Linked DNA regions of Homo sapiens: region 1 is linked to region 2. Evidence: read pairs that join two places in POLR2A ChIA-PET (ENCODE). Cell type or tissue: A673. All regions are shown on one strand.

Region 1 (2,500 bases), 210 kb before region 2:
AAGCAAAAAGGTCTCCCTGACCTTCTCCTGCCCTTCTTCCCTAAAACAGGTCATAAAATAATTCTCTGACATTACTCTAAAGTAGGTCTTAAGACCCCGCTAAGAGACGTATCCTCTAGACCCTGAGAAAAGGAATATCCCAATCTCTGCGGACACAGAGATACCAAGAAGAATCTAAACTAACAGTTTCCCCAGTTTATTACTATTAGATCATACCCCCTTTGTCCAGTCGTATGTCTGTACATCAACCTATGAATAAAAATAAAGTTTTTCCCACTTCTTTGGGTTGTAATTTCTGAAGGCTCCCATGTCATGTAAAACTTATATTAAATAAATTTGTATGCTTTTCTCTTGTTAATCTACCTTTTATTATAGGAGTCTCAGATATGAACCTAGAGATGGGTAAGAAATCTTTTCTACTCTACATTATCAATGTCTTAATAACAGATCCTGGCTTCATAAGTATCTGACCAGTTCTAGATAACTGTGGAACCCAATAATATTGGTAATAGCAAGATTTTACACCTGTGTGCTAAAGAAAAACTTAAGAAGGCAGAAAAATATTATCATAGAACAATGAAGTTGGCATTATTGAAGTCAAGTCATTAAATAATTCAATAATATTTACAGTGTCTACTAGGTACTGAGGGCACAAATGCATACGGCATGGTGTGCGCTACCTCAAATCTGGGTAAGTGGTATAGCCATCACTCAAACATCTATCATTTCTTTGTGTTGGGAACACTCCAAATCCACTCTTTTGGTTATTCTGAAATATTTTTGAAGAGTTAATTATCATCTATCAAAATATGTAGAGAGAATATATGTTTAAAATCTAAAGTTAATAGCTTTTTACTAGCTGGACACAGTGACTCATGCCTATAATCCCAGCACTTTGGGAGGCCAAGGCAGGAGGACCCCTTGAGGCCAGAAGTTTAAGACCTGCCTAGGCAACATAGCAAGACCCTGTCTCTACAAAAAACTTAAAAAATTAGCCAGGCATGGTGGCACATGCCTGTAGTCCTAGCTACTGGGGAGGCTGAGGCCACTGGATCACTTGAACCCAGAAGTTCGAGTTTGCAGTGAGCTATGATTGTGCCACTGCACTCCAGCCTGGATGACAGAACAGGACCCTGTCTCACAAAAAAAAAAAAAAAAAAGAGAGAGAGAGAGGGAAATTGATTTTACCTTGAAATACTTACATGGCAAAAATATTTACATGCTAAGTAATGGCAAAAATGAGGCAATGATCAATTTGGCTGTATTAAATAGATAACTATTACTTTAAAAATACTGTGCTAATAAATATGCAAGTGATAAGATTGGTATTTTGCTAACAGTTGTGTTTGTTAAGAGGGCCCAAAGCAAGAAAACTCTCTGACCCAGTAATCTCTGCTCCCTGTAGGGTGTAAAGGAGGCAGTTTCCTGTTAGCTTATCATTAACATTTCTATTAATATGCAGTATGAAGGGAAAGACGGGTTGTTTATTTGAACTGTTAGTAAGCTCCACTAGTCGGACAAATTGTTTTTTTTCCTGTCAGCCCTGGGCAGCAACAAGATTCTCCCGGGAAAACATCTTCATGTGTCAAATGCTATAGTGCTTAAGTAAAATAAAGTATGACTCCAGACCATAAAGCTTTTGATAGGGATCATTAATTTTTGTTTTCAATTTAGACTTGAATAAAACTTTTAAATTTACGTTAAAAACAAAATAAAAACTTACATGGAAATTTTCATAGATCTTAATAGTCATGAAGAATATAGTCTCTAATGATGAAATATTTAGACAACATATACAAATATACAGATATGAACTTAGGAAGTATTTTACAACTTGGTCATTCTCTCCAGCTTATTAGCTCATTTTCTTGCCAAGAAAGCAGAGCAGAGTGGCATCTTTAATCATCTCTCATAATTCATTAGATAACTCCTCCATGCATTTACTGTACCAACTATTACAACATTTCAGCCTAGTGATGGGATCTCATATAAAAAGGCATACCAGTAAAATGGCAAATACCATACCCAAATTCATTTAAAAGACTAATAAAAGTGAAAGGCTAGCTTTCAATAGCAGGAGCTTCTTCAGCAAGGAAAGAATGTTTTCTTCCATTAGATGGTTATTAAAAATTTATATCTCTCCCTGCTCTGAACACCAAGAGCACTTTCTATAGGGTGTTAACATATTATTCTGTCTTTAAGAAACAAATTAATTCTATCCTTAAATTAGTTATTTGCACTGGTGTCTTACTTCCTCCAACAGACGGGGAGTACCTTGAAAGTAGAGACCACCTTATTCAATTTTGTATCCCACAGATCACTGTACCCTGTTTGTACACAAGAAACATTCAAATATGTACTAAATGAATGATTAGATGGATGAATAGGTAGATGATGTTAACACACTAAGAATTTAGAGAGACGATATTGGATATGAGAAGTAGGAGGAAAAGGTCCAGAAATTGAAATTGCGAACAAACATTTTAACATGTTTGAGGAA
Region 2 (2,500 bases):
GACTCTGCAACACACCGACATGCAAATGCAAGCAGCCCATCACCACAGTCTGTCTCTCTTCTGGCCTTTTTATGTGCTTGCTAGTGCTGCTACCATTGATTGTATGCATTCCCCCTTTGATAGCCTTTTGCTTTCATTCTTCTGTGCCACCACCACTCTATACAAACCCTCGTTCTTCTTTTTTTTGAGACAGAGTCTTTCTGTCATCCAGGCTGGAGTGCAGTGGCTCGATCTCAGCTCACTGCAACCTCCACCTCCTGGGTTCAAGCCATTCTCCTGCCTTAGCCTCCCAAGTAGCTGAGATTACAGGTGTGTGCCACCACGACCAGCTAATTTTTGTATTTTTAGTAGAGATGGGGTTTCACCATGTTGGCTAGGCTGGTGTCAAACTCCTGACCTCAACCCACCCACCTCAGCCTCGCAAAGAGCTGGGATTACAAGCATGAGCCACCACGCCCAGCCCCCTCATTCTTAAATACCAGCCATGGTGCTCTGTAAGATCCTTCAACATTTCTTTCACTTCCACTTACATTTCTAAGTCTCATTTCTCTCCACTACCACCACCCTCTCACTTGATGTCTCAGCCATCCTGAACTTTCTTCACTTCACTTACTGGGAGACCTGAGCTCCTTCCTGGCTAGTATATGTGATTATGTTTCTAAGAGTTTCATCGTCACGTCCAGTTTTGGTAACCCAGTTCAAACTCTTGTGATGCTTAAGTCCCTTCTACGAGAGATTGTTCTGTGTCCCCAAAAAGTCAAGTGCAAGAAGTCCTGTACCTCTCAAGATAGCATATTCCATTAGTGGAGGGCTCTGTCTAGCAAAAGTTCTTTTCTACCCTTTGGTCTTGAAGCTACCCCTGGAAGCCAAAGAGAAAAATCTAAATCCTTTTTCATAAACCAACTTTCAGATTTTTAAAAAACTGCTCATAACACTTCCATTGCTACTGCTCATCTCCTTTTCACTTGGTAATTAGTCAATGCTCCCGTGAACATCACCAGATTGTTAATGGTTGGCCCATGTGTCTGACTCATCTGCTCACAAAGTCATCTGGCCCATGGGGAATTACTTCCATAGTTCTATTTCATGCCATTCCACTTCTCTGAGCCTCAGATTTTCATCAGTAAAATGGAAAGAGGTTTTCTTAATTCAAGATGGGCTTCAGGGATCCATGGGTACCTGAAATTGTACACAGCATTTTGTGTGTCAGGAGCACATATGCATTTCGTGGGAGAGGATCTATAGATTTTTTTTTATCACATTCTCCAAAGGGGGTCCATGAGTCACACACAAAAAGACAAAAACCACTGGACTAAATGATCTCTAACGTCCCTCCCAGCTCTAACATTCTGTAAGTCAAAGGTCCTAAGACACACGACATTTTCTTATTCCCTTGAGAGGGAGTTAAAGATCAACTATTTCTATGCCTGTTATTCAGTGACAATGAAGAGATAAAAATCTGACAAACCCCTAGACACCATGCAACACCAACTGAAAAGGTTAGAGCTAAATCTTTTTTGTCTCATGAGGTAATATTTTCCTCTCACTGGAAATGATCCAACAGAAGTGGAATTATCATCTCTCCACAATCGTATATAAGGAATTTTTTAAATTATGTGAAGATGCCTATAATCACAGCACTTTAGGAGGCCAAGGCAAGAGGATCGCTTGAGCCCAGGAGTTTGAGACCAGCCCAGCAGTTCAAGACATAGTGAGACCACGTCTCTACAAAAAAATTTTAAAACTAGCCAGTGTGTAGTGGCTTATACCTGTAGTCCCAGCTACTAGGGAGGTGGGAAGATCACTTGAGCCAGGGAGGTTAAGGCTGCAGTGAGCTACATCACACTATTGCACTCCAGCCTGGAAGACAGAGAGAGAGACCCTGTCTCAAAAAAAAAAAAAAAAAAAAAAAATTTATGTGAGGAGCTGGTCTCTGAGATCTCTTCTGAGTCTCTGCTCATGCATACTTCTCCCTCTGCCTGAAATAACCTCTCAGTTTATTCCTCTCTCATTCTTCATATGCAGCCTTTTTCTCCCCGTTTAATTAGTGAGTGTCTCCCACATCCTCCCATAGCCCTATATAGTTACTTCTCCTTTAGCACTCATCACATCTAGAACTCACTGTTGGCAGGAGTGTATGGGTCTGATTCCCTGACTCGATTGTCAGTTTCTTGAGAACAGGGACTGTGTGTTATGTACCTCCACATCTCTAGTACCTTAGAATGTTTGGTATATAGTAAGCATTCAATAAATAAATGTTCAGTAAATTCCCCTACAAAGGGTCTAAAACCTTACATAAGCCATTGATCACTGTAGGCCTTAGTTTCCCCATCTGTCAAACGGAAGGGTTAGACCAAATACTCTCTTAGGTTTCTTTCAGTTCTTATACGTGACTCTCCGTAAGTGTAGAACTTTAACTTGTTTGCCTTGCTCAAGGCAGCAAACACATTATATACCACTCATCCTCACAATGCTCTTTGACACTTACATATTCATTTTG

Evidence for each region. ChIA-PET counts read pairs that join two places held together with the same protein. Peaks named below come from ENCODE experiments on the same cell type or tissue, not always from the same donor. Only the 100,000 strongest peaks of a DNase experiment are listed, where the experiment ranks them.
Region 1: POLR2A ChIA-PET joins it to region 2 with 13 read pairs; 4 of 35 experiments call an interaction of 5 or more read pairs at or near these places.

Annotation. Positions count from the first base shown.
Region 1 is chr9:100,061,934-100,064,433 of GRCh38, forward strand. The region is part of intron 1 of ERP44 (endoplasmic reticulum protein 44); the gene reads right to left. Among named protein-coding and RNA genes, the nearest start is that of ERP44, 36 kb to the right of the region's middle. In A673, no CTCF peak of the experiment used is centred here; a DNase peak (open chromatin) is centred at 1,438.
Region 2 is chr9:100,276,343-100,278,842 of GRCh38, forward strand. The region is part of intron 12 of INVS (inversin); the gene reads left to right. It overlaps LOC124902235 (a long non-coding RNA gene), which reads right to left. Exons shown (of 2, transcript XR_007061700.1): 2 at 1-1,179. Among named protein-coding and RNA genes, the nearest start is that of TEX10, 75 kb to the right of the region's middle. In A673, no CTCF peak of the experiment used is centred here; DNase peaks (open chromatin) are centred at 1,039 and 1,359.